Linked DNA regions of Homo sapiens: region 1 is linked to region 2. A link is an interaction called in ENCODE POLR2A ChIA-PET data of the cell type or tissue named here. Cell type or tissue: PC-9. All regions are shown on one strand. Each heading gives the region's core, and the rest is flanking DNA. Links, peaks and the distances in the headings are about the cores only. Region 1 overlaps RASA2 (RAS p21 protein activator 2). Region 2 overlaps PXYLP1 (2-phosphoxylose phosphatase 1).

Evidence for each region. ChIA-PET counts read pairs that join two places held together with the same protein. Peaks named below come from ENCODE experiments on the same cell type or tissue, not always from the same donor. Only the 100,000 strongest peaks of a DNase experiment are listed, where the experiment ranks them.
Region 1: POLR2A ChIA-PET joins it to region 2 with 36 read pairs; 3 of 35 experiments call an interaction of 5 or more read pairs at or near these places.

Annotation. Positions count from the first base shown.
Region 1 is chr3:141,495,068-141,511,136 of GRCh38, forward strand. All of the region lies in intron 1 of RASA2 (RAS p21 protein activator 2), which reads left to right. Among named protein-coding and RNA genes, the nearest start is that of RASA2, 16 kb to the left of the region's middle. In PC-9, for the core only: no CTCF peak of the experiment used is centred there; no DNase peak of the experiment used is centred there.
Region 2 is chr3:141,268,627-141,282,442 of GRCh38, forward strand. PXYLP1 (2-phosphoxylose phosphatase 1) reads left to right here. Exons shown (of 6, transcript NM_001037172.3): 3 at 9,716-9,874; 4 at 10,752-10,878. Among named protein-coding and RNA genes, the nearest start is that of PXYLP1, 44 kb to the left of the region's middle. RefSeq lists an enhancer at 5,200-5,369. In PC-9, for the core only: a CTCF peak has its summit at 7,362; DNase peaks (open chromatin) are centred at 5,285, 5,935, 6,575, 7,555 and 1 weaker place; H3K4me3 peaks cover 1,135 bases; H3K27ac peaks cover 5,617 bases.

The DNA of each region.
Region 1 (16,069 bases), core at 3,593-11,592, 230 kb after region 2:
AAAATATTTGCAGTGTATCCTTCAGACAAAGGAAATGTGTATAACACTGAATTCTTTGCCAGGCACTGTTTTAAAGCACTTTATGCGTATTAACTAATTTAATCCTTACAGTAACTCTAAAAATACCATTATTATCCCCATTTTACACATTATGAGGAAACAGATACACAATAGCTAAGCTAAGTAAATTGACCAAGGTTAGATGGCTGGTGAATGGTGGAGCTATCAATCAGACTGGGCAGATTGGCTCTAGAGTCCATCCTGTTAACTCTTAACCTACTGTGCTATTATGCCTCTCTATTTATTATGTCCAGATTATATAAATAATTCATACAGACTTAAAAACAAGAGGCCATTAGAAAAATAAAGGATACGAATAGGCATCTCACAGGAAAGGAAATACAAATGTCCAGTAAACATGAAAATATTGGTAAAGTAAAAATTAATCAGGGAAATAAAATTTTAAAACATCAATTTACAAAAAAAGGAAAGTTTATCTCAGTCTTTGGTGAGGGTTTAGGGAAATAAGTATTTTCCTCATTGTTGTTGTGAGTTTAAATTGATAAAGCAATGTTGGAGAGCATTTTGGCTATATCTGTTAAGAATTTAAATGTCTATACACCATGCATTTTTACTTCTACCTATTTGCCCTGCATCAACAGTTGTACATTTAGAGAAGAGGCATATACAAAGATATTCAATGTTGCCTTGTTGGTAAAACAGAATAATTGGAGACGACTTAAATGTACATCGGTAGGAAAATGGATAATATGTTCATACACGTATTCTATAGCAACTAAAAAGAATGAGGTATATCTATGTTATGAAAGGAAAGAACTCCAGGATGTCTTGTTGGGTAAAAACAGCAAGTTGTAGAATAATATGTGTAGTATCCTGTGTATTGTTTTAAATCTCAAAACATTTTACTTTTCTGCATGTAGATGGATAAATACATAAAAAGAGGTCTGAACAGTTGTACAGATAACAGTGATTGCCTCAATGGTGGATAAAGGGAGTTAGCCGGTGCTGGGAAAACTGGCTAGGCATGTGTAGAAAGCTGAAACTGGAACCCTTCCTTACACCTTGTACAAAAATTAATTCAAGATGGATTAAAGACTTAAATGTTAGACCTAAAACCGTAAAAACCCTAGAAGAAAACCTAGGCAATACCATTCAGGACATAGGCATGGGCAAGGACTTCATGTCCAAAACACCAAAAGCAATGGCAACAAAAGCCAAAATTGACAAATGGGATCTCATTAAACTAAAGAGCTTCTGCACAGCAAAAAAAACTACCATCAGAGTGAACAGGCAACCTACAGAATGGGAGAAAAATTTTGCAATCTACTCATCTGACAAAGGGCTAATATCCAGAATCTACAAAGAACTCAAACAAATTTACAAGAAAAAAACAACCCCATGAAAAAGTGGGTGAAGGATATGAACAGACACTTCTCAAAAGAAGACATTTATGCAGCCAACAGACATATGAAATAATGCTTATCATCACTGGCCATCAGAGAAATGCAAATCAAAACCACAATGAGATACTATCTCACACCAGTTAGAATGGCGATCATTAAAAAGTCAGGAAACAACAGGTGCTGGAGAGGATGTGGAGAAATAGGAACACTTTTACACTGTTGGTGGGACTGTAAACTAGTTCAACTGTTGTGGAAGTCAGTGTGGCGATTCCTCAGGGATCTAGAACTAGAAATACCATTTGACCCAGCCATCCCATTACTGGGTGTATACCCAAAGGATTATAAATCATGCTGCTACAAAGACACATGCACACGTATGTTTATTGCGGCATTATTCACAATAGCAAAGACTTGGAACCAACCCACATGTCCATCAGTGATAGACTGGGTTAACAAAATGTGGCACATATACACCATGGAATACTATGCAGCCATAAAAATGGATGAATTCATGTCCTTTGTAGGGACATGGATGAAGCTGGAAACCATCATTCTCAGCAAACTATCACAAGGACGAAAAACCAAACACCACATGTTCTCACTCATAGGTGGGAATTGAACAATGAGAACACTTGGACACAGGAAGGGGAACATCACACACCGGGGCCTGTCGTGGGGTGGGGGGAGAGGGGAGGGGGGAGGGATAACATTAGGAGATATACCTAATGTAAATGACGAATTAATGGGTGCAGCACACCAATATGGCACATGTATACATATGTAACAAACCTGCACATTGTGCACATGTACCCTAAAACGTAAAGTATAATAAAAAAAAAAAAAGAGCGAGTTAGCCTTATCTGTAATGGTTTGATTTCCTATAGGGAGTATATTTATATATTATATTATCAAAAGTAACTATTTATATAAATGAACTTGATACAGTATTAATCTTAAGCTGTGCCAGTCTCTGTTGCTCTACTTTGGAAGACTATCCTATCTGCAAAACAAGAGTAATCAAATGTTAGGTTTTGTAACATTTTGAGTGCTATAGAAGAAATAAAGTCAACTTTTCTGTTAAGTTTTTTTGGTAACTTTTGATATAATTTCAAACTTACAAATTGTAAGAATAGGCTGAGGAGGGTGGATGGCTTGAGCTCAGGAGTTTGAGACCAGCCTGGGCCACATGGCAAAACTCCGTTTCTACAAACGAAAAAAAAAAAAAAATGCCAGGCATAGTGGTGTGTGTCTTCAGCCCTAGCTATTAATACTTGGAATGCTGAGGCCAGAGAATCACTTGAGCCCAGGAGGTTGAGGCTGCGGTGAGCTGAGGTCGCACCACTGCACTCCAGCCTGGGTGACAAAGTGAGACCCTGTCTCAAAAAAAAAAAAAAAGTAGAAATAATACAGCAAATTCTTATATACTTTGCCTGTTTGACTAATTGTTTATGTTAGAAAAACTTTTTAAAATTTTAATACATTGTTTCAGAGAAATGTGGTAAAAAGGGTCTGAAAATTTTGGATCCTTTAAAATATGACATTTGTGTGAGTGGTACAGAATTTTAGTTTTGAATTTTACAGTTTTATATAAAATATTCTTGGTAGATGGGGTGAACTAATGTTTATTGAGTATTTCCTGGTTTCCAGATGTTGTGTTAGGATACTTTGCAAAATATTTCATGTAATCCAATTTCATGAAGAAGATTGTTATTCCTATTTTAGAGAAGAAGCAACAGACAGAGGTTATTTGCTCAGGATTGTAAGGGAGCAGAGCCAAGTTTTCAGAAAGTCTTTATGTTACCAAAGCCCACATCCCTTTCTCTACAAAGCTGCCTGTGAGATGATATATTGGAAGGAATTGATGAATACATTTATGTTGTCAAGAAGTTGATAATTACTCCTAAATTGGCTATGGTCTAATGTAGTGGATATTCAATAAAATTATGATGTTTGAATGCCATAAGAATTTATCTTCTGGCCTGTTTTGGGGGTTCATGAATGTAATTATTTTAGCTGCCTAACTGCTTATGTGGGTTTGTATGTACTTTTGAGTGGTTCTTGGATATGTGTACACACATACATACACACACACAGATATACACATACACACCTTTATATGCTCATGGGTGTAACTTCTTTATGTGTCTAGGTGTCTTTTTTTTGTGGAGGGGGGGCGAAGATCAATATGAATCCTATTTTGGCCCCCTGGATGCTGTCACCAGAAATAACAGCCATATCCCATATATAGCCTGTCCATGTAGCCCTGAGTTCTGCCAGCACCTGGCTTTTTGCCTTCCTTTTGTTTGTCATACCAGGCTCTCTTGGTCACCTTGGTAGCCTTGCTAAGCTTCTTGTAGCTATAGGTACCATTGGCTTAGCCCAGAAGAGATTCCTGCCATATGTACTTCAGAGTTTGGTTTGCCACTTGAGGAAGGGGTCTGTAGGGAGCTTGTAGATCAGCACACATTCAAAACTGAAACCGGAAGTGGGCAAGGCAAACCACAGGAAGATCCTGCCCGCAACTTGGTGACGTATCTATATAACCCATAGACACTTCCTGGCAATACCTTGTGAAACTTGCCTTTTCGTGTATAGTAGTTTCCTAACTTCTTGTTCTAGATTAAGCTTCAGTGAAAAGTGATTAATATGATAGCAGTGTAGATAACTGTATGATAGTTATTGTGCACATGACTTCCATGCAGCAACTAGCCCCGATTATGTTCTGTAGACTTTATCACTGAGGAGTTGCAGTGGTATTTATGCGTTTACTTTGACTTTGTCTTGTCACTAGCCATTGTCTTACTTATGTGTAATTGTACTTATATATAGTTCAGGTTTTATACCCACAAAAACCCTTGTGATATAATACCACTATACAGGATTGCCTTATTTATGTGGAATTGTACTTATATATAGTTCAGGTTTTATAGCCACACACACACACACGAAAAAACAGTTCTTTGCTTCACTGAGTCTCGGCTAGCCACCCAAACTGTGTCATATTCCTAGAGTCCTGTGCCCACTCAAGTGTTTGCTCACTGGTACTACCTCATTTTATCATAGTGCCTTGTTCTTAGGCAGAACCAGATTTCTGGTAGGAGTTATTTAATGTGTTGATTTTTTTTTTGAGACGGAGTCTCCCTCTGTCACCAGGCTGGAGTGCAGTGGTGCGATCTCAGCTCACTGCAACCTCCACCTCCCAGGTTCGACAATTCTCCTGCCTCAGCCTCCCGATTAGCTGGGACTGCAGGTGCACGCCACCACATCCAGCTAATTTTTGTGTTTTTAGTAGAGGCGGCATTTCGCCATGTTAGCCAGGATGGTCTCGATCTCCTGACCCGCCCACCTCGGCCTCCCAAAGTGCTGGGATTACAGGCATGAGCCACCGTGCCTGGCCAATGTGTTGTTTTTTTAAAGATTACCAATCGAGTGGGATTATAGACTCTTGGATTATTTTACAGATACAAGTCATTTGCCAGGAGTGAGGAAAATTGCTTGACAACTGAGTTATCTCACCATGTTAATTTATGCATTGGAAAACTCTGCTTAGTGGTAGATATTCCAGCAGTCACCATATGCCTATTGGTACTATTTCTCATTCTCTGTCTGATTAATGTCACAAATGTGTAACTTTCCAGTGGTGTTTTCAAGATGACAGTTAAGGAGCCACTAAGGAAGGAAATAACAGCTACATAACTTTTTTCTTTTCAGTAGTTCTTGACAGTCCCCCCTCCTTTTTTTGTTTTTGTTTCTTCATACCCTGCAGCAATCTGATGTACTCTGAAGGGGGTAAATTTGAGACTCTTTGGAAGGTCATGTGTGATAAAGACAGTTCTTCTCTTCCTTTCTCCATTCAGAACTGTTAAAGATAAATCAATGGGAGTGTTTTTTTCTTGTGTAAGATTTATTATATACAAAATATTTTTTAAGTGTGTGAAAACTGATTAAATGATAAAGGCTAAGGTAGCATGTTTAAAGCATGGTTTTCTGCTACTTTTCTACTAATCACTTAACCTCTCTGAGCCTCAGCTTCCTTGTCTACAAATTAGGAATAGTAGTTTTACTAATCATATAGCATAGTTGTGAAAAGGTTAAATGACTCGGTATACTGCCTGGCATTTTGTGCTCAGTTAAGTGTTGGTTCTAACATGAGCAGTAGTGATACTCATAAAGTATCTTTTCATAGTTTTCTTAATGGATAACTTATTTGATAGAAATGTACTGGAGTATTCATACTTACATGTATATCCAGTTCTTGTAGTGTTCATCAGGTTAAACTGGCAATAAGTGTTAATATCTGAAAGCATTAGAAATCAGTGTTACTCTGTGCTTTTTAAATTTCAAGTGTTGTCTCTCAGATTTTATTTTTTTATTTTTTATTTTTTTTGTCTCTCAGATTTTAGAGCTATAGAGAACCTAGAAGATTAACTGGCTAAGGAGTTGCAAACTCAAATATACACAGACCAGGTATAATGCAGTAAAGCCCAGCAGAGATTATTATGATTTAGTAAGATACACCTGTCTGCAGTTTCCACTCAAAATCATTTTGCCAGATTTTGATTATTAAAGAGAAACCAGAAATACAAATTTATTTATTGTTAGCTCTCAGTTTCTAGATGGTCACAAATTATTTTTTAAATTTGGTGCAGGCCAAACAAATCTCTGGCTAGCCAACCTCAGATTTGTATCCTCATTTTAGAGATGTGGAGCTTGAGGTATAAAGGTTGGACGTGTTTCCATGTATTTCCTATAATAGAAATCCATTGATTCTGTAACAAAGGACTCATTTTAAACAATGACCTCCTCTGTTATACCCAGTTGTTATATTACAGGTTATTTTTGGTCAGGAGCTAATGGCTTGGATGAAGGGAATTGTATATAGATGCTAATTTTTAAGAATGTCTAGCCAAGAAAGGGCACTAATAGTTACTATCCATTGAATATTTACTCTGTCTTAGGCATTGTGCCAAGCGCTTTACCTTAGTTAATGCTCACAACAATCTTGAAGCATTATAGTTACCTCTTTTTACATAAGAGGTTGAGAGTAAGGACATACAGATAGTTAAATGCAAAGTTCATGTTGAAACGCAGATGTCTGCCTCTGTAATGCATTCATTTAACTTGCTATACTATACTAGTACTGTATATGTTTTTATAATTATGCATACCTTTTATCATATTGCAAAAATTGAAATTAAACTTTAGAAGAAAATTTCAAAGACCTTATGATATATTACCATTATATAGGGTTGTCTTATTTATATGGAATTAGATTGGCACAACAGCATTTTAATTTTACTCTAAACTAGTCAATACCAGAGACTATATCATATTTTTAAATGTGCATTAGATTCATTCTTTCTCACTCTTTTTTTTTTGTTGTTGTTGTGAATGTAAATGACAAAATGTGCATATTTTATATCTTTTCATCTCCTGAAGTTCTACTGTTCTGTTTAGGTTGATATTTCTATTACTGGTTGAGCATTCCAAATTTCAAAGTCCAAAATTCCAAATGCTCCAGGATGCAAAACTGAGCACCAACATGATTCTCAAAGGAAATACTCATTGGAGCATTTCAGATTTTCAGATTTGGGATGCACAACTGGTAAGTATATATAATGCAACATTTCAAAATGTAAAAACATTTGAAATCTGAAATACTTCTGGTCCTAAGCATTTCAGATAAGGGATATTCGATCTGTATTAGAACATTATGTCCTGAGTCATTCAAGCCAGTTAATGCCAAATTCTGTGGATTCTGTCTCCATAGTAGCTCTTCTATTTTTTCTTTCCTCCTATCTCCCTTTGTTACCTTAATGTAGGCTCTTCAGACTATCAGAGTACTTTTCCTGAAGTATGAACCACACAGAAACTTTTAGCGACCCTTGTTGCCTACTGAATAAAGTTAAACCTTAGCTTGGCATTTTAGGTTCTCTGTTTGATACTAGCTGTCCTTTATAATCTTTTCCCTCTCATTCCCCCTTCATCTCTCTTTATGCTTTAGTCAGTTTATACTATTCACTGCCTCCTCGATGGTGCTCTTCTTGTTGCCACCCTCCAGAACTTGTTCATGTTATGCCTTCCTCCTGGAACGTTATCCTCCGATCCCCAATTTCTGTATTTTGAAAATATATATCATTCAGAAGAGTTATTGTGAAGATTAAGTAAAATAATATATATGAAGTCAATGAAAAATCTGTGTAATACATGTATTAATTTATTCAGTAAGTGGTAGCTATTATTATGATTTGGCTTTCTGTCACCCCAAATAATCCTTAACTTTGGATCATCTTGTCCAGGACCCTGGCTCTTTGCAGTTTTTCTAGGGGATTAATCCCACTGGGACCCATGTTGGCGCCTACCCTTGTACTTCAGGTAACCTTTGAAGCAGACCTGGACCTACTACATCTCTTTCAGATGGGAATAGTTTCTCAGCACAGCTGTATTCAGAAAGACCTTAAGAGTTGAATAGAAAGACTCTAGGCTTTGGAGTTTGATTTATGCCAGATAACCTTACCAGCTATGTAACTGAATTTTTTTTTCTTAATTTATGAAAGGGAATAGTAATGCTTATCTCACAGGGTTGTCGTACCGATCAAATGAAACATTTGAGAAAATATTTAACACTGTCTTGGAGCATCTAACTACTTAATAAATCTTTATCTTCTTTTCTGTCTTATCCCTGTAGTGTCCTCCCCTAGGACATGAAGAAACATACATGCAAACCTTCAGGTATAAATGCATGCACATAATCCTCAAACATCCACATAGGCACATAGGTACATACTCACATATGTACATACTCACATACATGAACAGAAGCATATACATCAGAATCTCTACCTTTGATAGTAGCCTGATATTGGAATTTTTGTCCTAGATAAAATTTATATGGTAGGATTTGAATTTACTGTCTGATGACTGTTACATGGAATCATTGATCTTGTACATAGAGAGTTGGCTGTTTTTCCATTTCTGTTAATCTTAACAGTTTTGATTTGATGGTGTTTATCTTTCGCGCTTTAAACTATTTACTTTTTAACAATATCTAAAAGCTGCTGTTTTCTATAGTTACATGTCTCTCCTCTTTTTTCAGGTATTTATGCAGAAGTTACTTTCTCAATGAAGCCTTCCTTGAGCTACCTCATTTCTTGTGGTGCCCATACTTATTAGTATTAGGCCATACATTTTTACTTATTTATCTTATTTGTTGTCGATCTCTCCATGTGTGTTAGCCTAATAAGGACACAGACTTTTTGTCTGTTTTGCTCACTGTCATATCCTAGCAGCTTAGTAGGTACTCAGTAAATATTTGAATGTGTGAACTTCAGCACTGGTTTATTTTCAAAACGTCTCTGTATTAATACAATAAAGATTCTTTAAGTGCTTTTGGTAACTGTATACAGGAGACTTTTTAAAAAATCTTTGGAGTAGTTGACATAAATCAACTTAAATGAAATGGAAAAAAGAAGTTTACATACAATTTTATGGTTTGTGATGTGGTATTGGAACCTCTTTTTTGCCCATGCCAAAGTTATATACACACGCATTGATACTTATTCAGCAGCTGTTTCATTATATATTTTATGCTAAGGATGGTGCTAAGAATTGGTCCCCTTCCTCAAGAAGTTTATAGTTCAGTGAAGAGACAACCAAACTGCTTTTGCTTGGTTGTGTCTCATCTTTACCACCTCAAAACATTAGAGAGCCCTGAGGCTCAGTCTTCAAATTTCTTTTCTATATTTGCTCCCATTGTGATTTTGTATTGTCTCTTGGTTTTGTAAATTTTATGTACTTACTGATGATTCTCAAATTTTTTCTCTATCTAGGACCCTTTGTCCTTGGACAGATTGTCTGCACTTGGATGTATAAGGCATCTCAGATTTAATATTCAATACAGTCTCTTGAATTTGGTCCCCAACAAGAGGCTGTGTCTCTAGAAATAGCATCTCTATTCATCCAGCTGCTCAGACTAAGACTCTTAGAAGTCATTCTTGACTACTCTATTTCTCACACCCTGCAGTAAATCCTGTTGGCTCCATCTTCAAAATACATGCCCAAATGACCCATTCTCTCCAGACCCGTGTCTGCTCTGCCCCTCCCCTGACCTGCAAGTTTTCGCTCATTGAGATTACTACAGTAGCCTCCTATCTAGTCACCTGCTTCTACCTTTCCCCTCTGCACTGATTTTAAAACAAAAAATCTTGCCATTTTTATGCTGAAAATCCTTCAAAACCTTACCATCTGACACACAAAAAAAGCCTAAGACTTTCCCGTGCCTGTAAGACCTTATTTAACCTGTCTCCTCCCATACCCTTACTCCATCTCTTACTATCTCCTCCCTCTCCCCACTTTGCTTATTGCTTTGTAGCCATACTGCCCTCCTTGCCACTCCTCCAGTGTGCCAAACTATCCTGTCTCAGGGCCTTTGCACATTTTATTCTTTCTGCCTGTCCGTCTCCTTCCCCAGATATCTGTATGGCTTATACCCTCAATGACTTCCTTCAGGTATCTGCTTAAATATTTTAATTGAAAGGCCTTCCCTGCTTCCCTATATAAAATAACATTGACCTCCTCCCTGTCTCTACCCTCTGGGCCTGCCATTCCCTAACTCTCTTAACCTGCTTTGTTTTCTTGAATAGCAATAAATATTTATTTCTTCCATGACAATAAATACTATATGCTTATTTAAGAGTTTGTGGTATTTGTCGTCCCTGTATATATTGTACAACAGTTTCGTATGGGCAGAGACCTGTTTTTATTCACTGTTATATCCCCAGCACTTAGAACAGTGCCTCGTGTGTTTAGGCACTTAGTAAATATTTGTTGAGTGAAATGCAACAAGTACAAAACAATATGATCACTGTAGTAGAGATGCAAGGTACAGTAGAAACACATGGGAAAGAGTGACATGACTACATAGGAATTGAGGAAGACTTTGCAAAGATGCCCTTAAGCAGAGCTCTTTGGAGAGAAAAACAGGTAGGGCATTTCATACAAAGAAAATAGCATTGCAGATACACAGAGGAATGAGAGAACAGTGTGTTCAAGGAACTAAAATATAGTACTGCTACAGCATAATTTGTGGGGGTAAAGATGAACTAGATGAGGTTGAACATGTAGTAGATAGCACCTGATCATGGAGGGATGGAGGGTTTTTGTGCCAGACTAAGGAATTTTAGATTTTGTCCTGTCAAGTGGGCAGTGGTAGATAGTGTGAGCCATTGAAGACTTCTAAGCAAGGGATGTTTTATTTATATTTATTTATACGTGTCTCTGTGTTTGTGTGTGTGTGTGTGTGTACGTATTAAAAAGGTAACTAGCAACATTGTGAAGGTTGAGTATCAAAGCTAAACACAGCATTTTATTTAAGATATGTATGATTTAGGAAGATATGATGTAGAAAAACAATTACTATCACATGTGGGCGAGAGGATATTTCATTTTATATTTGGACAAAATCATGGATGTATAGTGGGAAGATGTTCTTGGCATACTTGCAGTACATTTGTGAAAGAGAAGAAATGCACAATGGAGGATTATTCTGTTTGTCTTTGAAAATCCACCCTTTAAGAAAGAAGACTTTAAAAAATTAGTTAACAGTTATGTTGTAAGTCGTAATGTACACTAGAAAAGTGCTTAAGGAGTACCAGTTATGAATCAACAAGAAAAGATGTTACAGAATAAAATAAATTGTGCTTGAATGTCAACCTCCTTTCTTCGTAGAGGAACAGTTGGTTGTCATTGATATACCTCCTGATCTTGATTTATTGTTGAAGGAAATAGTGACAGTTGTACACACAATCAAATCTATACTGTTTGCTGTGGGAACAATGTATCTGCCTTTGTAGGACAAATGTCTGCTTTTGCATATTGCAGGACTCCGCATGCACAGAATTTTTGAAATGAGGGATGAACTATAAAAACATTTCTTCCTTTCATTCAAATGCAAGTAAAAACCATTTTTATTATTTCAGCTGGCTTGCTTGTGTCATATCTTAGCAATATATTGAATTTCTTGAATACTTTATTCTTATTAATTTAGGGTCAAACTATGATTTGTGAATTTAAGGATAAAATAGAGGCACCCAAAATGGTGCACACGATTTGAATGTTAAGAATTTGGATTTGGCACTCCCAGCCAGGCATGGTAGCTCACGCCTATAATCCCAGCACTTTGGGAGGCCAAGGCAGGCAGATCTCTTGAACCCAGGAGTTCAAGACCAGCCTGGGCAACATGGCAAAACCCTGCCTCTCCATAAAATACAAAGCAAATTAGTCAGGCATGGTGGTATGTGTCTGTAGTCCCAGCTACTCGGGAGGCTGAGGTGACAGAATCACGTGAGTCCAGGAAGGCGAGGCTGCAGTGAGCCATGATTGTGCCACTGCACTCCAGCGTGGGCGACAGAGCGAGACCCTGTCTCAAAAAAAAAAAAAAAAAGAAAAAGAAAAAAGAATTTGGCATTCCAAATTCATGAAAATATGAATACTGTATTATTGAATATATTTTTAAAATTTTATCCAAATGCTACAGAAGATGAAGAAATATTTTGTGAAGGTAGATACAACTATATATGGAGTTAAGATCCATTTCCCAAGTTAAAGGATTCCCTTTTTAAGTGTGCTGCTATTCAACTCACTATCTGATGGAACAATGAAAATAATTTTCAGTGAAAAATTGCTTGGTAATTTCTGTGTCCATGTTTGATCCAGATAGCCACGTGTAGCCGGTGGATTTACCCAACCATGATGACCAGTAACTCAAAGTGGGATTTTCTAATTTGTTGGAAACAAAGGTTAGAAAAGAATTGAGATTAGGTGACAGCATCAACTCTAGTTAGTTTAAGCAGAAAGAGCTTTAATAAAAAAATTTTAAGTGGCTTACAAAATTGTTGACAAGGCTGAAGAAACAGACTCTAGATCTAGAAAAAGCCATGTTGCATCTAGGCCACCAAGAGAGTTATTGCCTCTTTTAGGATCAGAAAGACTTTTGCAGAATTGTGAAACTGTAACTTTTAGATGCCTGTCTTAGAACCTTACCACCTCTGCCATGATCAGGAGTCTACTACTGTTAGGAAATAGCCATTAGCAAGCAGCCACCTTCCTCAGTAAGCCGTTGTTGTTGCTGGCCCTAGAGCCAAGCCCTGCCTACCACAACCTGTACTGCAGAATGGATGCCTTGTGCCTTTCTTAATATTCATGAAATCTGTGACTGAATACTAGGACTTCAACAAATACTGCTGTGAACATGAACATCTCCATGACAATGTTTGCTAGTAAAACAACCCAAACTCAACCTCCCTTCTCTTCTGTCCTTGAAATTTCTAGTGAGTGCATCTGGTTGGTGGAACTTAAATCACATTTACAACTGTAGCCACAAGAGAGGCTGGGAAATGTATTTTTTAACTTTCTCTTCTCTGCAGCACAGGAAGACATACACTGAAGGAGGTTGAAATGGATGTGAACAGTAATCTACCATATTTACTGCAGGTTTAGAACCTGGTTCTCCTTAAGGCTGGCTGTCATTAAACGGGCTATAGATAAGTTGAGAAAGTTTATAAATAATACCGTCAAACAATGTTGAGAAACTCATTTGTTTCTTTGTATATTTTTATTGTTTTATAATGACTACATTAAAAAAAAAACTAGAATTTGTCCTTCACCTCTATGATGAATTAAGTGGTCTGTGGATACCGAAAGTTTCCTCACGTTTAAGATGTGGTTAGTGGATAAAAAGACCAAAAGAGGGAGTATAAGAAAAACCCTCATACAAGGTTACCTGAGCTGAGGAAAGGTTAGTGTTGTCAAATAATGAAGAGTGGTCAAATAAGGTGGGACTGAAAAGCAGTGTTACGATTTGGGCACTTAATATTAGTGGTTTTTTGGGTTTTTTTTTTCTTTCTTTACTATTGAGACAGGGTCTTGCTCTTTTGTCCCAGGCTGGAGTGCAGTGGCAGCTCACTGCAACTCCCATCCCCTGGGCTCAAGCCATCCTCACACCTCAGCCTCCCAAGTAGCTGGGACCACAGGCATGCACCACCACGCCTGGCTAATTTTTTGTATTTTTAGTAGAGATGAGATCTCACCATGTTGCCAAGGCTGGTTTCAAAATCCTGTTCTCAAGCAGTTTGCCCACCTTGGCCTCCCAAAGTGTTGGGATTACAGGCATGACCACTGCGCCCAGCCTGTTAGTGTTCTTCAAGGTTCTAAACAAGAAGTAGAGAAGTAGGATAAGAGGGCAAGTTGCAGGTTTAGGCTGTGAGTTGAAGGGAGCACTTGAAAGGAGAGATTATAGAATAAGTTTTCAAGAAATTTGGCAATGGATTTTTTTTTTTTTTGGTCCAAGGCGCATGCTCATTTATATACCAGAATTGGCTAGAGTTCATGAGGCCCTGAACAAATATCACACACAAGCAAGTACAGTCTTCCAAAGTTCTTCACTTTTGTCTTTTTGTGTAGCTTGATGTAAAGTGTGGCTCTTAACATATTCTCTTTATGCTTAGAGATATAATAGGCACAATATTACTTTTATTATATCTGTAACCATTACTTCCTTTTTGATTATGTTGTTTATAAAGTGCCAATTAATCACTACTATAGTTTGGAGTTACAGTATCTGACTTAACATATTTGTACAATTGATTGTTGAGCCGGGCATTGATTAGATGAATTAACTTTCAACAAAGTTTATTTGAACTTCAGTCATTGGTGGATATTTAAGAAGTACAGATTATGATAACTGCTTTTATAGGAAAGGATGCTTGGTACATTTTTTCATATGACATAGATCTTACATTTTTATTTATTCTGGATAAATATCTGATAATGTCAGGTTCATTGGATTCTTCAAAATAACCTCATTGTCTCTCTCTTAAGAGGGAGAGGGAAGTAGAATATGTGTAAATTTATATAATGTTGTTTTCTCAAAACTGCACCTATGTGAATGAAACAGAAACATGTTCAGGGACAGTTAGTGTTTCAAATTCTCCCAATTAGATATGGAGCATATTTATTATGGAGCATATTTATTAAGTAGAAAATTATTATGGTCTAATTCCAAATTTTTTATATTTTAGGTCCTATATTGCGACCTAGTTGGACTTTCGTTTAAAAAAAAGTCTAAATTATGCAGAAGGGAGACGTCAAAGAAAAAGGAGAGACTGAAGAACAAGAAGGCTGAAAGTAATGAAAATAGAATTGCTAGACAGTGTCCTGGAGGGACAAGAGGGAATGGGGTAGAGAGAGCACAGGTAAATGGATGAGCTTTGGATGAGAAGAGGAATAACTAGTCTTTGGAGGAAGAGGAAAATGGATGAATACCGGTTCAGATATAGATTATTTGTCTTAGTGACCTGGTTTATTTGTAAGGACTAACCCATTTTAGGCAGTTAATTAAATTAATCATTTAAAAGGTGAGATTCCTCAATTCTGACTTGAGATGGACCTAAATTTGTTTATTCTGTTTAAGTAGTAACTTTATTTTTTTAGTGACAGATTTAAGAAGTATCTTACTGGTACTATTCCATTGGTTTTCTTATTTCAATTTTATAAATAATGTGTTTACTGAGTTTTTTTATAGGTGCTTCTTAGGTTTCTAATAGACTTCTCTAAAATATATTGGTTTAAATGGCCTTTAAAGTTGATAAGCAGAAAGATACTTGAGTTTATCTAGTCCAAACCTTCATCAGGAAAGCTGTGATTGAGTGATTTGTCTGAAGTCATACAGCCACTTAGTAGCAGAGTAAGAGAGGAATATTGGTTTTATGGTTCTTGGGGTAATGCTGTTTCCCTTATGCCAACTGATTGCATAAGGGAACTAGTGTACTGATTTCAGCGCCCATACTTGTGTATGTCCTTTGAGCTAGAGTATCAAAGGACTTCAAAACTTCAAAACTAGACTTTTTAGGTTATTTAATATTCCTTCAACAAATGTTTCTCAGCTGTCTACCGTATGACAGTCACTGTTTAAGATCTTGAAGATCAACAAGTTCTTGGGCCTCAAGAATGAGGGAACCAAAAAATAAACACTGAATTAAAAATGAACAGAAATTTAGATAATCATCAGTGCTATCAAAGAAACAAAATGGAGAAATAGAATATGGTAGCAGAACTATGTGCTTTAGATAGAATAGTCAAGGAAGATTTCTCTGAGTTAGTGATATTTGAGCTGAGACTGAATGATAAGGCACTCGCCATTGAAGATATCTAGGAGTGTAGCATTCCAGACAAAAGCCCTAAACTTGAACATGGTGTGGCACAGTTGATGAATGAAAAAAACTAAACACTGACCGGGGTTGGGGGAATGGAAGGAGAAGAGATCAGAGAGACCATTAAGTAGGGCTTTGTAGACTGTGGTATAGAAAGATAATTTTATTCTAAGTGAAATGGTGTGGTATTGGAGGAGGAGAGTGAGTGAGTAACCTAAAGAATATGTTTCAAATATCACACTGCTTGATGGAGAATGGATTGTAGGAGGGCCAAAAGTGGAAGCAGGGGCACCAGTTAGGCAACTCTCATGTTTGTTCGAATAAAAGATTGTGGTGGCTTGGACTCGGTGATTCTGGTCAAGGCAAAGAGAACTGGTTGGATTTGGGATTTATTTTGGAGGTCTGCTGGATTTGCTAAGAGACTGGGTATGGGAGTTT
Region 2 (13,816 bases), core at 957-8,956:
GAAGAGGCTGATCTAAAAGAGGAGACAAGGGCAGAATCTGAATCCTGTACACGAGGGTGAAGTAGGGCGGGCACCTGGGAGGGAGCTCTGGGACTGCCTCACCATCCTGCCCTCACTACCATCCTGCCCTCCTGCCAGTGCGGCTGTCACACACACTACAGATGTTACCCTGTGCCTCAGAGCCGTAGCTCAGGGGTGGGCTCAGGTGGGAAAGAATGGGGAGGTGGCTGGGATGCATGGCCCCTCTCTAGGATTTATCTGGCTGGAGCTTCAGCATCACATCTTGCCTCTCTTTGCCTTTCTCTTTTCCCTGTGTCATCCGAGGGGCTGGACTCCACTGGCCAGGGGTCTGCCCGTCCACACCACCCCTAGGTATCTACCAGAGGGTGGGGCAGCTCTTGTGGGATGTCCACATGCCTGAGAGTGCAGGCCCCACCCTGGGCCACATTCTCTCTTTCCTTGAGGTGGCCTCCCCAAAGCCCCTCGCCTGTCTGGCTATGTCTTTTGAGCCTTTACACAGAAGGCAGACAACCCACCCACCCTCAAGGACAGGTTGCTGGTTTGGTGGCCTCAGTGGGTTGCAGACCTTTGAGACACAGGAAACTTATTTGCTCCTCTTGGGGAGAGAGAACAATGTCCTTGGGCCTGAGTGACCATCCGTCACCATTCCCACCGGAGCAGGGACAGAAGCACATGTTTAGCCTCTGGCAGGGCACATATATACTCAAATACTAAAATATTCCTTATGGGGTTCTCTGGGTGGTAGGATTTATGGGTGATTTTCCTTTTCTTTTTATACTTTAGTGTTGAATGACTATTTTATGATGAACTCATGTTTTTTATGACCCCTTTTTATTTTGAAAAAAGAAAATCTGTTCATCTCTTCTTGAGTGTTGAAATTGAAAACCTGTTTCCAGGTACTTTGGGTTCTTAGCCTGAACCTGTGGACTTCTGCATTGTCCCATGGGGTTTCAGGGGTCTTGTAAACCCCCAGAAGTCCAATTCACAAGACTGTGTTCGCATCGTCTTTCAGAGATGAGGATCAATCGTTTTCATCAGGTTCTCAAAGATGAGGGTCATAACCTTCATGACCCAAAAAGGTTAAGGAGACAGGTTCTTTTCATGGTTCTTTTTGGAGGCCTGTCCTGGAAATCTCTTATTTCTAGTTTCTGTCTTGAGTGTGTGGTGATTTGGAGTCTGGTGTTGGCATCATCTAATCCAATGGCCCTGTTAGGGTAAGGCCAGTTACCAGCAGCTCCCAGAAGAGTGTGGGGTTTCCTGACTCCTCTGAGAGGCTGCAACTGGGGCTCAAGCCCAGGCCACAGGGGGAGCCCCCATGCCCAAGCAATGGGTGGACTTAGGTCCCAGAGGCAAATGTCAGAGGAAAGGGTCAAGGAGGGAGGAGATAGAGCGTGCAAATAGCCCAGGGAGCAGAGCTCCAGGCTGATAGGATGTGCCCAGCCCTGAACTCTGCTGGAGTTCTCCGGCTCCCTGAATGCTACCAGGCGTATCAGAAGCACTTAATAAATTCTTACCTAATGTGGTTCACCATGAAGCAACATTAAGAATGAGGAAAACAAGAAAGGTTGGTGTATTGCAGCTCAAAGTGGATAGATCAAAATGGCAAGAGCAGATTCAACTGTTTGATCAATCTCATTTATGTAAAACCAAGTGTCTCAAAGTCTACAAATGTGGGCTTGACTTTTCCCATTTCACCTGTATAACATGATTCCCACTCCAGCCTTTAAAAGCAGACGATGAGAGGCAGATAACAACTGTGGACTCTTCGTTGTGGTTCTGGTTTTCATTTGACAGTTACAGTGCACTTTTAAAATTCAGTACAGGTTAGAGACAGGGCGGGCATTTAAGATAATTTAGTGGGTTGAGGAGCACTAAGGGAATTGTGGGAACTGACAGAGCGCGTCATTATTCCTTGGCAGACCAGTGAAGGAGAGAGAATTCAAGAACCTTTTGGTTTATTTGCGGGGAGAAATTGGAGAAATTAGGTGGCAGGACTGGGGGTGTTTTAGCTTATGAGGAGACGCTATCTCAGATAAGCTGAATGTATTTAAGGGAGCCAGAAAAGCTGCTAAAATTGGAGTGGCCAAGAGGAGAAGGGAGATTGGCTGGTTGTGCTTTTGTGAAGGGGTGGACGCAGGGGTTTGATATCCCTTCCAGATCCCAAGTTGAAGGGAGCGCCTTTTAAGAGCCTGCAGGAAACAGGAATAATCACATCCAGGGGATGGATGTAGAAAATAGCATTCATTCATTCATTCATTTATAAGATGGAGTCTCACTCTGTCACCCAGGCTGGAATGCAGTAGTGTGATCAGGGCTCACTGCAGCCCCGAACTCCTGAGCTCAAGCGATCCTCCTGCCTCAGTCCCCTGAGTAGCTGGAACTCTAGGCATGTGCCACCATATCCTGCTCACTTTTTAAACATTGAAAATAGTATTTCTTGATTCCTTACCAGAATCCATTCACAGGTGGTATCTCAACATCATCATTACCACCCTGATCTGTAGGTATCATCACCTTCATTTGACAGATGAAGGAAATGAGGCACAGAGAGGCAGGGATACTTGCCCCAGGTCACACAGCTAGGAGGTAACAGAGCCAGGACATGAATTCACATCTTTGTAATACTATAGCTCATTTGCAGCCCCCAGCCCCAGGCTACCTCCCTGCATTCAGAACCATGGTAGCAGGGGCAACTGAGGACAGATGTCAGTGGAGTTCCAAGGAAAAAGTGACTGTAGTCCCCTAAGGAAGTGACTAGCCCAGTGTTGAAGTCCCAAAAAGGGCAAGGCAGACCCTGGAGCTAGGAAGGTAAACAGATAGTGGAGCTGGACCTTGGCCCCAAGAGGTTCTTTGCTGGTGTAGTCAGTGGGGTGACTTGTGTGGCAGCTGATCCCAGAGCAATGGAGACAGAGCTGAGCCAACACTTTAGCCTCATCATGCTCACATTTCCCGGGAAACTCTGGGTCCCTGATACCCAACTGTAATCTGCCAGGTATCTGTGTAATCAGAAGAAGGCTGACAGCCAAATCACACAAGCATGGGGATGGCAGGAGGGAGGGGTTTGGAAGCCATCTGACTCCCACTGCAGAAGTGTCTTCCACATGGGACAGCCTGTCTTTCCTGGAAAGGTCCCTTTATTAGCACAGCTGCCTAGAGTCAGGTCCTCATCCCTGGGCTAGTTAGCAAGGCGGAGACATGGTCCTGGAGGAGCAGCATGACAGCCCCCACCGGGCCATGGGGTTGGCATGAGAAGAGGAGCTGCTCCCAAAGGAGGATGGGTCTGTCGCCACAGAAGGAAGTGGGGAGAGATGAGCTGACCCAGGGTTGGGGCCCTTCATTGTGCTCCATTAAAGTCAGTTTCAAGGCACCTGCAAGGAGCTTGCATACAGCAGTTTCCTAAGGCAAGAAGAAGGCCACATATGCAGGTAGATTTCTGTCCTTGGCCCTATCCCAGGGCCTTGGTATAGGGAGGTGACCTGGATATCAGGGAGGTTGGCTTGACACCCTAGGGGAAAGAAACTGGTGTGTCCTTGTGCAAGTCAGAGTAACTCCCAGATAATGAGGTGGCAGCAGATACTCGGTTATAACTTTATCTGCTGCCCCTATGGTTGTTGAGTTTCAGGGATAACTAAGGTGCCCTGAGGTTCAAAGGCTAGACAGGGGTTTGTGGCCTAGCAACCTGTGCTGTTATGATCTGACTCTGACCCTGGCCTTTTCCCTCCTTATTTTCTATTCCATGGGGACCATCAATGGAATAAACAAAAAATCAAAATGAGCAAATCATCATTAGATGAAACATGTCTCTCTAAACAAGTTTCTAGTGTTCGCTACTAACCCAAGTCTAGTTGATTAAGTCGTGTTTTGCTTAAAGCTGTTATTGACCACTCCTGGGCTCTCTAGAGGGACAGAACTAATGGAATATATACGTATATATATATTTATAAAGGGGAGTTTATTAAGTATTAACTCACATGATCACAAGGTCCCACAATAGGCTGTCGGCAGGCTGGGGAGCAAGGAAAGCCAGTCCAAGTTCCAAAACTGAGGAACTTGGATCCGATGTTCAAGGGCAGGGCGCATCCAGCATGGGAGAAAGATGTAGGTTGGGAGGCTAGGCCAGCCTGTCTATTCATATTTTTTCTGCCTGCTTATATTCCAGCTGCATTGGCAGCTTATTAGATTGTGCCCACCCAGATTGAGGGTGGGTCTGCCTTTCCCAGCCCACTGACTCAAATGTAAATCTCCTTTGGCAGCACACTCATAGACACACCAAGGAGCAATACTTTGTGTTCTTCAACCCAATCAAGTGGACACCCAGTATTAACCATCACATCTGGTAACTTCCCAATATTTCCTTTATATCCATGTCTTCACTGCATCGTTTCCATACCTGCACCCCCCAACCAGCAACCAGTGAGTGCAGGGGGCCCCGTGCCTGAGAAGGCTATTTTCTCCTTATGGTCCATGTGCTTTCTCCCCACCTTTTCTTATTTAATGTCTGACTGTCCCCCGCAACTGGATTGTAAACCCCGTGAGGGCAGAGACCTTGTCCATTTTATTCTCTGAAGAATCCCCAGCATGTGCTCCATACATGTTGGATGGCCAGATGGACAAATGCATAAATACCGAGCTTAGTGGGTGAGCAGGTCCGGGCTTACAGGCTTCAGGACCTTAGGTAACTCCCTTGACCTGCCTCTGCCTAAGGTCTACTGTCTGGCTGATGGTTACTCTTCCTAGGTTGAGATCCAAAGCTGGGAAAAGCAGAGAGAGGATCAGTTTGGCTTGCATCCTAGCTATAGCTATGGGAATGTTTACTAGTAATACATACAGAGTCATCCACTGTGCATTCGGGAGATGGGGTGGGGAAGGGTGGTGGGGAGGGAGCCTGCGTGGGATAGCATCTGGTTGTTTTACTCATGATTCTAAGAAATTTGTTGGTTGCTTTTGAGAGGGAGGGTCCCAAGGAGATGCTTTAGAGGTCATGTTCTCTGCCATTTCTTTGAAATTGAGACCTTGTCGGCATCTTTACACATGAGGGTTATAGATGTGTGGACAGGATGAAAGTGATCGTAGATGAGATGAGCAGAGAACACCGCCATAAAAGAGAGGCTTATTTCCAAAGGTAGCTTACGGAAATTTGCCCTCCTACTTGGTAATCACACCACAGAGAAATTGCATGCCCGTTGGTACAGAGTTAATCATCAGTAAAAGATATCTCGTATCCTGTTATTCGTGTTGGTCCTGGTGGCACAGTGGCCCCAGGACACTCATTTAGATTCATGGGTTTTCCCACCTACATAATGAAACTCGTTATCCTTCCATCTATTTATCTGCCCACTATTCTTTCTGATGCCCCCACAGCCTCTTTCTCTTGCCCTGTGACATCTGAGCTGCTGTCATCTGCCTGAGGTCAGCAGAGTTTCTAATTGTTCCACAGGACAGCTAGAGGCACGGGGGGCCTGGGCAAAGCCTGCTGGGAGGAGCAGTGTCCTGGAGCAGTGTCTGCCCCCAGCCCCTGGGTCTGTCCCTCAGCTCCCTTTATCTAGGTGATCGGGGCAAGCCTCAAGAGCTGATGTGGTGAGTAGCACAGCACCAGGGCAGAGGCGGCCTGCAGCCCGGGGTCTGCTCCTCCAGGCCCCTTCCCAGCCTTCCTCCTGGAGCCCGGCCTGCACATCGACCCTGGTGAGGCCAACCTGACCAGGCCTTACGGGACCCAAGGCGTATCCTGAGCCAGCTTGCTGACCCCCATCTGCCATGTTTGGCTGTGTTTCACGGCCTCCCCTCTGCTCCTCTCCTCTTCCCCTCCACACAGCCAGCTTCATCAGTTTTTCAGGCCCAGCTAGGTGTCTCCTCTGGGAAGCCTGTTTGGATGCCCCTCACCCCAGACTGGTTCGGCAACCCTCAGTGCTCCACATGAGGAGTCAATGAGATATTTCATCAAAAGCATGGAGCACAGCGTCTGCCCCAGTTCAGCAGGTATTTTTGGAAGACCTATCCTCTGTCAGTCAGCGGGGGATATAAATGTGAAAGACGCACACTCCCAGCCCTCTGGATGTTTGGGATGGCAGGGTGACAAACTGGGACACCCCTGCTTGCATATACTATGCTGTGAGCCATGACGGCAGCAGGAACTGGGTAGGCTCATAGAAGAGGATGTGGGAACTGGGGATTCAGGGCGGGCTTCCTGGAGGAGGTGACCCTAGGATCAGTTACAGTGTTGGTCAGATTTCGGGAGCAGAGGGTGAGAGTAGAGTTGCCAGCAAACGGTGGAGCATAGGCGAGAAACATCCTGTGGGGTGGGATGGCTCAGAGCAGCTCAGAACAGTGAGAACCAAGTTGGGATTGGGGTCAAGATGGAGCTGGGGAGACTTCTCCTCACAGCTTCTATGTGTCAGGACCTGTTTTGAATGCCTGGTATTGGGAAGGCCCCTTGTGAACTGATGCTATGTCCTGGTGACTCAGGGAGGTACAAATAGTACAGGGTGATCTCACACTCTGAACTAGTAGACACAGTTGACAGGCCCAGATACCAGAGGAAGCAGCAGATAAAATCTTTCTGGAGAGAAGGTCTCATTCTGATCTTTATCTGTGGTTTTCAAACCACTGCTTCCTTGGGTCATGGGTGGGTCATTTGCACCCAACCACCATGGTTCCCAAATGGCAGCCACAACAGGCCTCACCCCGGGTGCTTATAGATGAACTAGCAAACTGTGGGCACTCTAGGACACCCACTGTCCTCACCTGTGCCCCTCCATTTCTGTGTCACTCATATTATCCTGTCTCCTTAGCTGCTTCTGTCCCTGGCCCAGACTCCAAGGGAGTGTGCCCACAGGCATGGCCAAGGGGCCAGGACTTGGTAGATTTCACAAAAGAGCAGAATCAAGGACTGAGCCAGCCAGAAGGGCCAGGTCACTAAGAGACTGCCTTAGCACTTTTCTATATTTCCGTGCTCTTGTGCTAATCCCCCTGTAGTGAATTCCCTCTGAACACCTGGGCTGTGTTAGCCATCCTAGCACCTTCCAACTACTGGAAAGAAAGTGGCCCTAGGAGCAACCAAAGGGCTAATGTTGGGTGGGTGAATCACCAGTTCTGTATCTCTGTGATTGTTGTTTTGGTAACACAAGTAATGAAGGGAAATACGTTCACTGTAAAAAAAAAAAAAATGCTTACCTAGACAGCATAGAAATACAGAAATATATATTTCTATACATATAGAATACATTAATATGTGCTTACTATAAATACATATGCAGTCATGTACCACATAATGACTTCCATCAACGACAGAACACATATATGACAGTGGTGCCATATTATAATACCATATTTTTACTGTATTCTTTCTAAGTCGAGATATGTTTAGATACACAAGTACTTACCATTGTGTTACAACTGCTTACAACATTCAGTGCGGTAACATGCAGTTCAGGTTTGTAGCCTAGGAGCGGCAGGCTGACCAAATAGCCTAGGTGTGTAGAAAGCTCTACCATCTAGGTTTGTGTAAGTGCACTCTATGATGTTTACACTATGACAAAATTGCCTAAGGGCCATCTCTCAGTGCCTCCCCATTGTTACGCAACTCATGACTGTACGTATATGTGTGTGCGAATATACAAACAAGTAAAAATACTTTTTCACACCCCATTCCATCCTTTCCCAGAGGAAAACCACTGCTGTGTTATGATGGATAACCTTCTAGACATTTTTTCTATGCATTTACGTAATAAACAAATCCCTGTATATTTATGCATTTATGGTTTGTTTTTTTTCTTTACACAAAGAGGATTATATCAGTATACAGTGACTTGGTGTATTCACTTCACTTAATTTATCTTTGATTCTTTTCCCTTCTTTTTAACTGGGATAGAACATTCCACAGTAGGGACATAACGTTCTGTTCTGCTAGAGATGGATATTTAGGTTATTTCCCTTTTTTGTTATTACAAACAGCACTGCAGGGAATCTCTTTGGCCACACATTTTTGTGCGTGGGCATCGCTATCTTTATAGATACAGAATGGATTCCAAGACGTAGAATAACGAGATCGGGGGTAGTGCACATATACCATTTTGATGGCTACTGCCAAACACTCCCGAGAGGTGCCGGTTTCCACCCTCCCCATGATGTTTGGAAGCGTCAGGTTTCTCACACCCTTCCCAATATTGAGTGTTATCATTAAAACATGATTTTCCAGTTTGATGAGGAAAAATTATTAATATAGTCCACTGTTTGATTTATATTTCTTTAATTATGAATAAACAATTATGAAAAACAGTATCACACTGTTGTTTTATCTGTATCTAATTATGAACAAACTTAAGCATCTCTTCATGTGTTTATTGGCCATTGGTATTTATTTTTCTGCGATTAGCCTGTTCATATCCTTTAATGATTTTTCAGGTGTAGGGTCTCTTATGGACTTTGGATATTAATCATTTGTCTGTTAGGTTAGTTGCAAATATTTTTCTCTCAGTGTGTTGCCTTTTATCTTTGTTTATGGCATCTGTTTGCCAAAGGGAAGTTTTAAATATTTATGTAGAAGAATTTGTAGAAGTAATTAGGGAATTTACATTGATTTAGGCTGGTGGTTGGTCCCTGTTTTAGCTATTGTTCGTGCGCATGTGTAGATATTATGGTGATTAATAAATCTTTTAGAAGTTAAAAAGATCTGTGAGCACACTTATTTTCATGTGTTTCCCTCAAAGGGCGGATGCTGAAAGTATGACTATACTGTGTTGGGAGTTCTAGAGGATCTATGATGCTACAAAGACATTCCCTAGGCACGGAGAGATTAGGGACCACTGAGACAGAAGCTGTTCATGAGGGATAGATGGCTGGGCAGCCCCACATTTCCATTCTTACAGATTAGCATCCGAAAGAAAAAGAGCACCTCTTCTAGAGTCTGTATATCACCTGTCTCGAGGAAAGGGAGTCCAGTTGCCCCATTACTACCCTTATTGACTCTGGTCACATGTCCACCCCTGCCAGGGGGTGGGGACACTGTGATTGACAGTCCAGCCTGACCACACGTGGTGGTGAAGGGTCAGCTCACTAATGGAATGAGGGTAGTAGATGGACAAGCACACAGATTGCAAGACCCACACATGCCACGCCGAAGACAGTGGCAGGGAAGCTGGCCTGAAGTCAAGGAGTAAGCGTGAGACAGGCTTTCACCCACCACACATGCCTTGGTCCTTGGCTTTCTTCTGTAAAGTGCTCTCATGGGTTAGATGAGCGACTCTGAAGGCCCACAAAGCATAAAGCAGATGATGATAAATGGGATATGTCAGACACCCACATCTGGCACCTAGCAGGTCTTCAATGAGGAATGATGGTTTTCCTCCTTCTTGTTGTTACTGGAATTAAAGGGCATTAGGAAGAGGTAATCAGGTCCTAAGAAGTTAGTGTGTGAGTTCTTCCTCCAACTGCCCTGAGAGAGGCCCCTTTGCTTGGGAGGCTCCCCTGGTGTTGAATAGATGATAAGGAGAGGGTAGTGGCAGTGACGAAGGGGCAGGACACAGTGGGGCTCAGAAGCCCTTCTTGAATGGGAAGCTGACTTCTGCTCCACTGAAGTGCACCTTGATTCTCAGTGTAAGAATAGCTCCTCAAAGTGAAATCCAGCCCTGCGCTGGGCCTTGCAGCTGGCCTGGCGCCCCAGGAACTGTGCGTCACAACCTGCCTTACTTCGTTTCAGTCCACCTGATCCCGGTGTCGACTCCTAAGAATGGAATGAGTAGCAAGAGTCGAAAGAGAATCATGCCCGACCCTGTGACGGAGCCCCCTGTGACAGACCCCGTTTATGAAGCTCTTTTGTACTGCAACATCCCCAGCGTGGCCGAGCGCAGCATGGAAGGTAGGCCTGACTGTGCCACCAGGACAGATACCCCTTTGGGGACTAGTTATTCCAGCAGCATTGCACAGCAGTAAGGAGCAAGATGGCCAGGACCCAAGTCCTGCAGTTGCCACCAGGCTGTGCCCTTGAATGAGTTCCTGGGTCCTTGCATTCTCCTCTATAAAATGGGAGTAACTCACAGGACTTATGCCTGGGACTGGGGAGGTTTCAGTAACTGCTCTGAACATACCACGTGGCTCACGATCAACCCACCACAAATGTTTGCCATCATCATGATCTTTAGTGAGACAGCAGCAAGGTAGAAAGGTGGCCTTGGCAGGCACTAGTGCAGCACATTGAGACACTCTGCTTTTCAGGGTAGCCTCTTGGGACTCAGGATGTCCACAGGATGTCCTGCTGGCGTCTTGCCATAGAAGTGAGGCAATTTCTACAAGTTTTGCTTTTGTAAAAGTGTATCAGAGCATAGTGTTGAATCCTTATTGATCTCTTTATGCCTTCTCTGGTCTCATGAAAGATTTAAAGCAGAAATCATTGTTTCTAGTATTTCCGTGGCTCTCTCCCTGGTCTGTGCATGTGAGTGAGGCCACATTAGTAGTCATGCCCGCATTTCACCAGCCTCCCGTTGTTTCCAGGAGGTCTGGGACATAATCAGCCTACTCATGTTCCTCTGTCCCGCCTTGTAAGACTATTCAGTGGCCCCCATCCAGAATGGCAGCCAGGGCCCCTTCACTGTGGTGGCTCTGCAAACCCACGGTGGCCCCTGCTGCCTCCGGCTCAGATTCCCAGCCCAAATGTGGCCAGGTCATCCCCTTGGCCCCCTTCTAAAAGGATTGACACCTATTGAGTGATAACCAGACAATGTGCTTCTCTCGCGCAGGTCATGCCCCGCATCATTTTAAGCTGGTCTCAGTGCATGTGTTCATTCGCCACGGAGACAGGTACCCACTGTATGTCATTCCCAAAACAAAGCGACCAGAAATTGACTGCACTCTGGTGGCTAACAGGTAAATTGCACTTTTTCTAAAAGTCATTTTCAAGTGTCTGTTATATCCTGTAGGATAGAGAATGACAGGACCTACACTTGGTGAACCATACTGTTTGCAGGAGCCTGAGCTCAGAGCAGTCCTACATGTGAGTGCCATTATACAGTTGAAAAGATGGAGGCCCACAGAGGCGGGGACACCTGTTTGAAGCAACACAGCAGATATACTGAGCCCAGGCCAGTCTGAGGCTCACCCTCCCACCCTGATGTTTTTCACTTTAATAAACAGTTGGGACACAGTACAGTGAGCACTGAGTTAAGAGTCCTCCGCCCCAGCTCACCTGCTCCATTCAGAGCAGCGGGCAAGCCCCTTAGTGTCCTCTGAGCCTCAGCCTCCTACCTCTGAAACGGGGATCACAAGGCTCCCCATGCAAAGTTGGGGCAAAGAGTAAGTGAGATGACACAGACAAATGCACGTTAGCAATTGCAGAGCCATATAAATGTAAGAATTATTTCACCCTTCTAATTTTTCACTGGAGTAGAGGCAGCCTGTTCTTGGTTGAAAGCCCTTAGGATGAAAAATAATTGAACAGAGTGTGGAAATTGTATGGAAATGGCATGGCTCTAAAATTAGAGGCATAGTTAGCAATAAAATATTGGGCTAGACCTCAGCAAATGTGTCTGGAGGCACATAACATTCTAGCAGAGTTTAGTGAATGAGGTCAGGAGATGAAGTGCTCAGTGGGGAAGACGTTATTTTGATGGAATGCTTCTGGGATGCCAGCCTGCCCCGGGAGGGCGAGCCTGGTGGAGCCATGGATTACCTCACTACAGCCAGGGCTGTTCTTTAAAAGTGACACTTTGTAGCTCGTCTTGCAGGGCCCCTGTCACAGTGATGCCAGGACCCTCTAATGGGGCCATTTTTGGCGCTCCCATTTGAGAGGTTCAGTTCCTAGGGACCAGTTGGCCTGGCTGCCTCTGCCCTCATTTTCCTTTGCCTAGTTTTATTTTATTGAACATTCTGTATTTTTAGAAGCCACTTTAAATCCTTTGTGTGAAGAGGGTGGAGTATGCATAGTTACTTAATGTCATTTAATTAATTTAATCTTTAAAAACAGTAATAGTTGACTCATCATTATAAACAGGTACTTAAGAGTAAGAGTGAGCAGGAACCCCGGTGAAGGGGACCCTCTCTAGGCTGCTGACTCCCCCAGGACTGTGGGATCTGGGTCACGAGCAATACCTGCTGTCTTCCCAGGTGCTACTTCAGCTTTAAAAATTACTAATGTTGTGATCTCCTAAAAGGTGGTGTGCCCTGGAGCATGCCCATTATTCTAGTCTAGTGAAACGGAATACTGTGGCCAGCAGGCAGGGTGCAGTGAGCTGAACCAAGCACTAGCTGGCGGTCCACAAGTTTGTTGCCCCAGGGTTTCCATCCACGATGCCACACCCTGTGACTCTCAAAGCCTTTGTAGTAGAAGCTGCCTCTTTGTGAATGCCATGTGCTTTATAAGGAAGGTGCTATTTTAACCCTCATAGTATTACATTTAGCCAGCATTAAGGTTATTAGTTATTTATATGCCATATTTAGTAAATGCTTTTTTGCATTCATAAATATGAATTAAATATGCTTTTCTACATCCAAGGAGGAGAAAACATCCACTTTGATCAGCATTTATTGCACAAATTTTAGTTTTATGCTTCTATCATGTGCCAGGTACCAGAAGGCAGTACACAAGCAGGCACCTACATGAAGTGAAGGGGCCAGCCCTGTGATGGTCCGGGGACAGAGCGTTCCCTATGGAGTAAGCAGCAAGTGCAGGGGGCCCGAGGCTGAAAGAACTGGGCAGGTGTGAGCCACAATAAGACCAGGGTATGGCTGGGCTGGAGCAGTGATGGAGGGAGTAGGCTTCTGAGGAGTCGAAGAAGAAAGGCCGCTTGTTGGGGCTGCCTCTGCCCTCAGGGAGCTCAGCACATTTACAGAGACAGGCCCGGTGCCCAGGACACGGCAGCCCTCAGTGAATAGCTGGCACAGGTGGCAGCAGTGGTGGCAGCATTAGAGAAAGAAGAGGAAGAAATGGAAGAAGAGCAAGAAGTAGAAATGGAAGTAGTTTGGGTGCCATATTTGGGGGCATGAGCCAGAAGAGGGGCAGCCTGACCCCACCTGGGGCAGGGAGGGGACATGGGGTGGCAGATCAGGGAAGGCCACACAGAGAAAGGGACCAGAAAGGTGTGCAGGAGCAAGTCAGGCAGAAGCTGGTGCTGAATGGCCCCTTGGGTGGTGAGACCAACCCATGCAGTGTGAGGTGGTGGACAGCTTGGCACATTGGGGCCCTCAAAGTTAGTTTCACAGGCTTGAGCAGAAAGTTAGTTTCACAGGCTCAAGCGTGGAGTGGAAAACTGGGTAGGAACTAGGTTATCTGAGGCTTCGATACCCAGCAAGGGAGTATGTCCAGGCATGAAGGCAGTGAGAGAGCCGGGCAGTGAAAGGGATGAAAAGATGAAGGTCTCTGACAGCCATAGTGTGGAAGATGGATTGGAAGCTGGTGGCAGCTAGTGGTGTTATTATTAGGGTAGTGATCCAGAGGAGAGACTTCACTCAGAATCAGAATCCACATCCTTAAAGTGCCCCACAAGGCCTGAGTGCCCTTCCTCCACCCCTAACCCGCCTGACCTTGCCCTCCACTCTCCTCGTGCTCACTCACTGCGCTTCAGCCACAATGCTCCTAGCTCTTCCTTCCACATTCAGGCACTGTATGCTGCCTCAGGGCCTTTGCACAAACTGGTTTCTGTCTCTAGAAGGCTCTTCCCACAGAAAGCTTTATGGCCAGTCCTCTTACCTCCTTTAAGTCTTTGCTCAAATGTCACCTTCTCAATAAAACCTACTCAGAACACTCCAGTTAAAATGACAAGGTGCTCCTCCTTCCACCCTGGTCTCCCACAGCCCCCTTAGCCTGCTC